Regions from separate parts of the Homo sapiens genome. Here region 1 is linked to region 2. The links are chromatin loops, found by intact Hi-C in ENCODE. Cell type or tissue: dorsolateral prefrontal cortex. All regions are shown on one strand.

Region 1 (5,000 bases), 140 kb after region 2:
CCTCACGGATGATCACCTTCTTAACTCCATCCAGACGTGTGCCTCTGTCTCACTATTTAGCGTTGTCCTAGAAAATACTGAGTAATTGTTTCATGCGTATACATCATGTTTCCTCAAGTAGAATCTACCTTTATACAATCAAAAGTGTCAGATTGATGGATGAGTAGCAGGTAAATTTCTGATAAAGAGAATTAAATTAAGTGTTAATTGTAGAATCTAGTGATGGGTTTATGGGTCTTAACTGTAAAAATCTTTCATCTTTTCTGTATGTTTGATAACTTTCATATAAAAATAATAAAAACTTTAGTTTATCTTCTATGTAATTACATGTTTACTTAACAAACTCTAATAAAGCACTTACTACCTGTGGGCTCCATACTCTATGTGCATGTCCCCCAGTAACCAGGGTGATGCTGAGTAAATGTAATGCGTGCTCCACAAATAATCGCTCATTGTTGGTGCTGTCTGCTCATGTGCCATTGGTTTGCTCTCTCCTGGGCATCCACTTTTCTGATTTGCCATCAGGGCTGGACAGCATTCACATAGCAGGCTTGGGAAATTTTAGGGGTACAAGTACCTTGCACTTTACCACCTTGTACCCCTGCCCATCTCTTCTGCCCAACCTGAACAAGAACAAGAACCCTCCTCCTATGGCTGTTGGGGTGCAAGTACCCATTTGCCTATTGGAACTGCCTTAGGGAAGATACGGTTAAACACAGACCCCACCCCGCAAGTTATTCTATTGAGGAAAAGTGGAAATAAGGTGAGTGCTACTACCCAACCACCCAACCCACACCTCTGTTACAATACTGGCTTTTTGACAAGGAAGCATTCATTCTTTCTGGCAAAACATTGTCCACTCTTAGCAGTTCTTCCACGGATATCAGACCTATATGCCAGTGGCAACACAGTAAGTCAGTAGCATTCTATAAGCACTCGTTCAACCATGTTTTCGGCGTGGTTTCTATGTGTCAGTCATTATCCCAAGCGGTGGCCAAGGAGAAGCTACAGAAGCAGATTCGACCAGGCCCTTTCTTTGAATAGTCTGTGGTCCCATGAGGGAGGCAGGTGAGAATCAAGGCTCTGTGATAACTGTTCCAAGGGAGATACACACAGAGCATGTGGCATGCTAAGCTCCTCTTGGGGTAATTGCAATGTTTGCCTTCTTTCCTTTGAGGACTTAAGTGTGAAGCCTGTGCACCTGGAATGGGAGGGGACAGGGATTCTCATAAGAACCTTTATGCCATTTGTATAGCAGTTAACAGACTGACAAGAATTTCAAAATAGCATCAGACGAGGCGATGAGCATAGGGGTCCTTAGAAATATTTGCTTGTTTTATGGTCAGAGGCCTGCAGGAAGCAGCTAATAACTGATCTCTTCCCATAGCCCCTAATGTCCTCTCCGTTTCAATCATGGACCAGAGTATAGTGTGACATTTCCCATATTATTGATTTGAGTTGTTATTTATTTCTTTTATTGCCATATAACTGTTTACACCCTTGGCTAGAATTTAAGATGCCGGAAGACAAGATAGTGCCTTGTTCCCCTGCCTCCACTAGCACAGCACCTGACTCACAGTAGGCAATCAATGCACCGATTAATTAAGTCCTCCTTCTGCTGAGGGCCCATCGTCCTTTGGCTGTCCCAGAGAGCTAACACCTGTCCCCGGGACCACCCTAGACACAATGGCACGCAGACGAACGAGCCTCCTTCGTCTACCTTCCCTCCGCGAGCAGCATCAAGGACCTGAGAGGCAAACTCAAGGTGAATTTTAAAACACCTTCAGTGGTGGTTGCAGAGCAAACCTGCCTGCAAGAAAAGGATTTTTTCCATCTTTCTTCAGCGCCACTGGAGCGGCTCCTTCCATTGAAAATACAGGGATTTGTGCTGCATGATTGTGCAGGGAGTGGGGGCCGAGTCCACGCCAGTCATCAAGGGCTCAGCATGCTCAGAAGGGCTTTGTGCTCCAGGCACTCCAGCAGCCTGGCTTGGCCTTAGCACATCCCCCTTCCTGAAGAGGCCACAGTACAACCACTTCAGCAAGTGACTTTTCAGTAATGGCTCTGTGTGCCCAAAAGGGAAATCAATGTGACGGTTAGAAAAGTTTCTTTTTTTCTTCCAGTCCTGTGCTGTCCCCAAAATATCAGAATAAGGTTTGTTATCTGGGCAAAGGAACAAGCGCAAGATTTTCTTTTATGTTGGGTGAGGAGCTAAAGGACTAAACATTTTTGAAAACCTATGATGTACCAGAGACTGTCTCACATCCTGCCCTATTTAATGTTACCAGGAGATCGTTGGTAAGGTGTTACCCCCATCTTAAAGAGGAGGGGACCAAGATTCAGGGATGCTTCACAAGCTAATAACTAAAACTTAATTCTAAAGTGTGTGGGGTGCGTGTGTGTGTGTGCATGTGTGTGCATGCATGTGTGCATGTGTGTCTGGTCTGATGTCTTAGTGTTCATATCCATGAGCATCAGGAGAGCTTCCACTTCACCCATGTTTCAAACTCTAGAGAGGCTGCTCCCCCTGCTGAGTAGCCTGGTCGTGGCCGTGGCTGGGTGATGGCTGTTTGGATGCTCTCAGAAATGTCGTAAGCAGTTCACTTATTATTCAGGGAAACATCCAACAAAGTGATGGCTTCTTTCCTTGCTATCACTATCTACTGCCAGCTGTTCACTTGAATTGAAGGATATGAGGGACTGAATGCTGAATTCACGAATGCAGCTAACCGCCCCCCTCCAGACCCCAGAGGAGCCATTAGGATGAGTGTTTATGGAGCAGCACTGCCTGGAAATGCCAAGGCCCAGTAAGGAATGAGAGGTGAACGGAGAAATACACGCGTCCCTGGATCCCTCCCTGGGTGGGGAAGACTGTGTCGTGGGACAGGGGGCTTCAAATCTATGGGAAAACACAGCAAATACACTTCTAGTTCTTAGATATCATTGGCTTTTGTTGCTGGACAAAACCTGCGGTTTGTTTTTCAATGTCTGCGTGGCTGCTTGTAGCCTCTTCTCCCCTTGTTGTGAGCTTTCTTTCCTCCTGCAGCATCTATCTCTCCAACTGTATTTCCTGGCAGATTGACTATGCATGTAGAACCTGCCTTATTTCACAGGAAGCATAAAACAATCCTGTAGCCACGACTCCTGCCCCCATTTCACAGAAGGGATGCTCTAAGCCCACCTCAATGACACGGGCAGGTGAGGATTTGAAGCCAGAAATTCTGATCTTCCAATCCTGGGCTATAGTCATTGGGCCAAGCAGCTACTTTGCTTTTCCTGATTGAGTCAGGGCTGGGCAGAGAAGCCATTTAAGCAGAAGGCCCAGGCCCCCCATTTCAGTGATGGAGACGTCTACCCCATTCTCTCCTGGGCTGGTGTAACAGACACAGAGAAAGGCATTTATCAAGGCCGCGCAGCATCACCCTTTCCCAGTTCCTTAAATGTCAGGGTGTAAATCACGCTCGACGCTTACTAGGAACATGTGGGTGTGAGCGAATCAGACAAGGATAATGTGTTTCTAATCCAATGGCTTTCACAAAGTATGATTTACATCTGCAGACGATTTTGCAGTGGTTTTCCTGGGTTGTTATTTAGCTTGCCATTCCCACTTCTGCTATGAGTTTTATTACTTTTGGCCATGGGGGAGTCTAGAAGAGTCACTTATTCAGGAAAATGTATAAGAACAAGAACAAGAACAACAACAATAAAAATTATTTAAATATTTTTTTCAGTCTCACATCTCAGCAAGGCAGAGCTGTGTTTTATTAAACTTAAACAAAAATAAGCCTGCACCTTTAGTGGTGACATTTTGTTCCAATACTAGATCTCCTGGTAGTCACAACTTATATATTCAACAACAAAACAACAATGAAAAACTCAACTTAAAAAAGAGGAAAGGACTTGAATAGACGTTTCTCCAAAAAAGATACATACCAGGCCATAAACACATGAAAATAACATTCAGCATCACTGATCATTAGAGAAATGCAAATCAAAACCACAATAAGATAGTGCTTCACACCCATTAGAATGTGTTATGTAAAAAGAAAAATAGAAAACAGTCAGTGCTACTGAGGATGTCGAGAAACCAGAACCCTTGTACACTGTTGGTGAGAATGTACAATGGTGCAGTTGCTGTGGAAGACAGCTTAGCAGTTCCTCAAATAAATGAAACGTCAAGTTACCATTTGACCCTGCTCTTCCACTTCTGGGTATACACCTAAAGGAATAGAAAGCAGGGACTTGAACAGATACATGTAGACCAGTGCTCATAGCAGCATTATTCACAGTAGCCCCAAAGTGGAAACAACCCAGTGTCTATGACAGAGGAGTGGGTGATCACAATGTGATATATGCATACACTGGAGGAGTTTTCAGCCACAAAAAGGAGTAGAGTTCCGATACCCGCTACAACATAGATACATCTTGAAAACCTTACGCTAAATGAAACAAGCCAGCTAAAAATGACGAATGAATGATTTCACTTCCATAAAATGCCTAGAATAGGCAAATTCAGAGAAACAGAAAGTTACCAGGAGCTGGAGGAGTGGGGTGGAGAATGGGGAGTTCTTGTTTAATGGGGATGTATTTTCTGTTTGGGATGATTTAAAAAAAATTCTGGAGATGGTTGTAATAGTTGTGCAACACTGTGAACGTAGTTAATGCCAGTAAATTTTACGTTTAAAATGGTTAAAGTGGTAAATTTGATGTTATGTATATTTTACTACAATAAATGAAAATCACCACAAACACCACTACTCCAAAAACCAAGCAACACACATACATGAAGGCAGCAGATCTTGCAGGCTGACTATGACCTTTCCTTTCTCCCCAGCAAACAGCCTGGAGGAATCCCTGCACTTGAAATGCAGGAGCTGTCAGACTCCACACTTCTGTGCATGCGGTTCCTTCTGTCTGAAATGCCGTTCCCTATCTTGCCCTCCAAAATAACAGCTTATTGCAGAAGCTTCAGTTAATTCCCCTCCTATCAGAAGACTTAA
Region 2 (5,000 bases):
GGGTGATCTGCGCAAACTCAAATGGCCTGAAGTGGCAGGACAGACTTCAGGCCTTGAGCATCCATTCCTGGCACTCACTGCCTCCCACATAAGTTGTGCTTGCAAGCAGGGCAGGGCTCGGGGACCTGAGGCCACCAGGGCACAGAGTTCCTCCTATCCCACCGTGCGGTTTCCATATGTATTAGATGCCAGAGGCAGATCTAGCTGCTGGTGATTTGGGCAACATCTGAAAAGTGCCCAACACTACCAATCAGTCTGTCATCATCAAAAATGTCAGTGTCAGGAAAGACAAAGGCAACAGCACTGCTCCAGATACGAAGAGTCTAAAGAGATATGGCAACAGAACGCAGCTAAGTGGACAGGTCCGTCGTGAGGCGACTGTAATAACGGACATTATTCAGACTACTCCAGAGGCTGAAGTGGATCTGGGCTAAGTCTCTGGAATTCATACCTTGTGTTGTGGCTGTGGAAGAAGACGCCTTGTTCTTAGAAGGTGCATAGTAAATATGGAGGGAAGCTGTTCAATACACTACTTTTATTACATTTTTGAAGGTTTAAAATTTTCAACGAAGAAAAAGTGCACCAGGCAGACTTCTTGAGCAAATCTGTCTCTCCAATGGCTAATTGTGGTGCCTGAAGGCCCATGTTAAAACATTTAATTATAGACTTCCTGAAAATATGGAATTGTGAAGGTCGTCTGATAAAACCTTCTGTCTCTTATGTGCTCCCTCCACTATGTGCATATGCAGGTTCACAGTCACGCATGCATGCGCACACACAGGCATACCCCCGCACACGCATGTACACAGGCACAGACACACACACACACACAGATACACACACCCTCAGTGCTAGAAAAACTCCAACGCAGCCCTTCACTTCTTTGGGTAGCTTAGACCCTTAAAATTTCCTTTATATTGAACAGATTGCTCCCAAATAACTTCTGTCCATCAGTCTTGGTTTTGTTTTATGTAATTATACAGAAAACATCTCATTCCTTTTCTACCAAACAGCACTTAAATATCTGAAAACAGTTATGTGCTCCCAAAGCCTCCCTTTTCAGTTTCTCTTCCCTATGTTCACCTGTTTTGAGACAAAATGGACCTTTGTGTCTTCCAACAGCCTCTTGCTAAAAATCAAATTATCCAGAAGAGAAAAGCAAGGGTTCAGGTTCAAGTCTCTCATTTCAAAATCTGGCTAAATGTCAGTCCAGTCCCATGGTGACATGGACCTACCCAGCTAAGTTTCCAAGGGTGAAACCATTGGTCCAAGGGGTTTGCTTGCCAGTCCTCTTCAACACCAAAGGTGAAAGCCATAAAAGACTCTCCCAGATTATGGATCTGGACCCCAGTCCTTGCCCCTGGAAGCAAAGTCAAGCAGACGTCTGGGCTTTTCTCTCTTCTAGAAACAGGGCCATTTTCTTTTAGGGGATTTAAATGGAAAACATCCTCTGCCTGAAGTCTTGAGTCACCTTCATCTGAGACGACACACAAAACCACAGACAAAATGCTGGCAGAGGGTCTTCTAAGTCAAGGCCCTCTGTGGAATTTTGTACTCAGACAGTCTGTGGGTGGAGGGTCACATGATGAGAAATGTACAAGCTTTGGAGTCCAAGCTGGGTGTGAATTTGGTCTCCTCTAGGATATAGCAGCTGCGAGAACTCGAGTAAGCCGCTCAGCCTCCCTCGGCCTCAGAGTCTCCTTTGGTTAAAATGAGATAATCCTACCTCCCTTATTGGGCTGTCATGAGAAATGAAAGAACAAAAATGCAAATTCTCTTGCTCATAGTAGGCACTCAACAAGCAATGATTAATTAATGCGGCCACCATTCCAAAAAGTTATAACAATGCATTTGGCAAAGGTTCAGTCTGTATTACTGGTTATGTAAGATACTAATGAATTATTATAATAACATTTGTGAAATCATATCCTAGCCAGTAATAAGAATTTAAAAATGTGTTGGGAAAACCACCCGTGATATATTGGGTTTGAGCCAAGAAAGCCAGTCGACAACAGATGAGCTACTCTGCTGTTTAATATACTTAATAAAACAGTGTAGCTGCCCGAAATTGCTGTCTTGCTAAACAGAAATATCCCAAGGGTTTAAACAGAAAAGATAAATGCTCTCTTCGTCTTATACAAGAACCAAAGTAAAGATGGAACTGGGGATCTGGAAGCTCAGGCAGGATCAGGAAGATGGGTGCTAGGCGAAGGTTGAGGTCTGCTCACCCGGGCTAAGCATTTGAAAAGAAAAGAGTCTTCAAATATGGTGGGATGAATGCAGGAAATGGGACTTTGGAATCCATCTGGCACACTGGGAGCTTTCTTTTCTAGCAGCAAGTGAGTAGCTGTATGAAGATCCAGATGAAAGGGAGAATATAAGACCAAATTCTGTAAACTATGAGCCCCACATCTTGGTCCCTAATCCATGCATGTCTTGGAGCTGCAATGAGTTTAGGTGCCTGATAACCTATATCCCGCGGGGAAGGTTTTTCTGTCTTTCAGAGAATTTCAGAGAAGCAGCATTACAGGTAACCAGACAGGGAAATCAGGCTTGCAAATAACAATGGCAATATTCTTGTAACTGCAAATGGGAACAATAAGGCTGGTTCTGTTACACTGAGCCAACACCAGATTCATGGGAACCAGAAAAAGACTACAATCATAGCAATGAATGACTTCAAATGAAATGAAGCAATCCCACACAAAGAGTTCGCTTGCCCGACTGATACCAGCGAGTGGCCAGCTCTCTGGTGTTTCAGCATCCTCAAGGCCAGAGCATCCCAGCTGCAGGGAAGCAGAAGCACCATCCAGGTCATGCTGATCACTTTACAGGCGACAAGCCAAGACACACTAAGGACGTCCAGCCGCTAAGCCACAAACACCAAACTGAGCTTTAGGATTGAGCTTTCTTCCTACTATACCAGCCTCTCCTTTTCAAGAATGACAGCCCTAGGAGTGACAAGAATGTCTTGGGTAGAGAAGGAAGACTTTTTATGAACTGCATTCCTTTTCAGTGAGCTCTTTCCAGTTTCAGTGTAGGCGGTGGCCAAGCACTTGTGCAGCACGTCTGCTTCTCTGGGAAAGAGAACGTGTGCGTGTGGCACTACTTCTCATGGCCACGCGAGGGCGCCCGCACCCCGTGCTAGGACCCTTCCTCCTGCCTACCTGCTCACCCTACGCTGTGTGTGTATGTTTTTTCCATGAGGTCAGAAGTATCAAGGTTGTAAAATAACATATTTTCACTTGTTTTCTTCCTACATCCAAGACATAGCATTTCTGAAGTCAATTATCTCCCCGAGTTGCCATCATCTCCCTACCCTCTTTCTCTTTGTGCCGCCTTTCAACCCATCAGAGTCTGACACCAACAGACGGGGGAGTGGAGGTGTGGGCAAAAATGAATTTATTTTTTCTCACTGGTGATGTCAAATCCTTGTTCTGGCACTTTGTTTTAAAAGGACTTCTGCAAACGTGAGATCTCTGTTCTCCAGCCTCAGGAAGGAGAGCCGAGAGAGTGGAGGGCTGCCATGCTGTCTACAGAGGGTCTCAGGTGTCACCTGGGCCCCCCAAGGTACAGGTCCCTTTAGTACCATTTGTCCAGCAGTGCTCCCAGTGAGGGATGGAAGAGCATTTTTGCAGAGTTCCCAAAAGCAGACAAAATTAGAGCAGCAAGCATCACCCGCTAACTGTATCACGTCACTGTCTGGCACCATATTTAAATGCAAGCTTTGTCCAGAGGTGGGCAGGTGACCCAGATGATGAAGAGATAAGAAGAAAGACACACACACTGAAACACATACACACAGACAATGAGGACACAATTTGCAGTTCTTACAAAGTACAGGCCTGGGGGCTGGCAGAAAGGGCCCTGTGATCCTTTTGGGGCCACCATAATGCCCTGCTCAGAGAAGGCCACCAGCCTCCTTTGTCCTCTAAGGTAGGCATCCTACAAAGTTAGTGGAAATGGACTGGTCAACCTCAAGTCTCTCCACTCAGGAGCCCACAGGCAGCCCTGAGCATCCTCCTGGTCACCAGCTGTACCCCAGTGGGCACACAGCAAGGGTTCTGGGGTCACCTTCTTGATCCATTGTTGTACTCACAATTTACCACCAGAAACCTCAGGAGTTTTCTGACCCTCCTGCCCTCCCTAGCCCTCTCCATCCCCATCTATTTTTAGGCTAAAGCCTAAAATAGACAAGGAACGAGGTCACTCCCCACCCCCACCCCGGCACCGTGGTCTTCTCTGTTTTAAGGGAAATAGACAAGGAACACGGTCACTCCCCACCCCCACCCCGGCACCGTGGTCTTCTCTGTTGTAAGGGAAATAGGCAAGGAACACGGTCACACCCCACCCCCACCCCGGCACCGTGGTCTTCTCTGTTGTAAGGGAAATAGGCAAGGAACACGGTCACACCCCACCCCCACCCCGGCACCGTGGTCTTCTCTGTTTTAAGGGAGAACTTATCGCAAAGCCTTTCTTTTGAAGGCCAGAAAGAAGAGGCCAAGGCTGGTCCATGGGTATTTGAATTCCATAAGCCTCCACAGAGGCCCTACTATGTACCAGGAGTACTAAATACCTAAGTAGAATTGTGTCCCTTTCCTATTGGCACCAGAGTCTAGTGGGAAAATATATATATGAATAAACATTCTGTCATACAATTAATGCCAGCCTACAGCACCATGAACAAGACAAGGTGGGTTTGAGCCTGGTCTGATGGGTGAATAGGAAGAGGCCAGGCCGAAGAGAATGGCCTGGAATCCCAGGGAGACTGAAAGGGTGAGGCACTCCAGCTGTCGGGGTGTCTGATGCGGTTTCCTCGGAGCTGCAGAGCCACACAGCGCTCATCCAAACACGCCCACGCGTGCTTCGTGAAGCAGGCCCAGTGTCCTCGGTGGGGGTGCGGTGCCTTCAAAGGAGGCTCATTTGCTCAAGTCGCCGCCTCTGCCTTCACCTGGCCCCAGAAGCCTGGCTCGCTGGCATCCCTGCCTGAACCCTCAATG

Evidence for each region. A loop is a pair of places that touch in the nucleus more often than their neighbours do. Peaks named below come from ENCODE experiments on the same cell type or tissue, not always from the same donor. Only the 100,000 strongest peaks of a DNase experiment are listed, where the experiment ranks them.
Region 1: a loop joins it to region 2, with 6 times the contacts of the local background. A loop is called at or near these places in 5 of 110 quality-filtered maps.

Annotation. Positions count from the first base shown.
Region 1 is chr11:131,531,792-131,536,791 of GRCh38, reverse strand. All of the region lies in intron 1 of NTM (neurotrimin), which reads right to left. NTM-AS2 (NTM antisense RNA 2) reads left to right here. Exons shown (of 8, transcript NR_110140.1): 7 at 1-170; 8 at 633-2,935. Among named protein-coding and RNA genes, the nearest start is that of NTM-AS2, 6.6 kb to the left of the region's middle. In dorsolateral prefrontal cortex, a CTCF peak has its summit at 2,539 (motif pointing left); DNase peaks (open chromatin) are centred at 1,941 and 2,541; H3K27ac peaks cover 5,000 bases.
Region 2 is chr11:131,672,270-131,677,269 of GRCh38, reverse strand. The region is part of intron 1 of NTM (neurotrimin); the gene reads right to left. Among named protein-coding and RNA genes, the nearest start is that of NTM-AS1, 11 kb to the right of the region's middle. RefSeq lists an enhancer at 2,961-3,255. In dorsolateral prefrontal cortex, a CTCF peak has its summit at 3,117 (motif pointing right); DNase peaks (open chromatin) are centred at 2,775, 3,109 and 4,892; H3K4me3 peaks cover 691 bases; H3K27ac peaks cover 2,703 bases.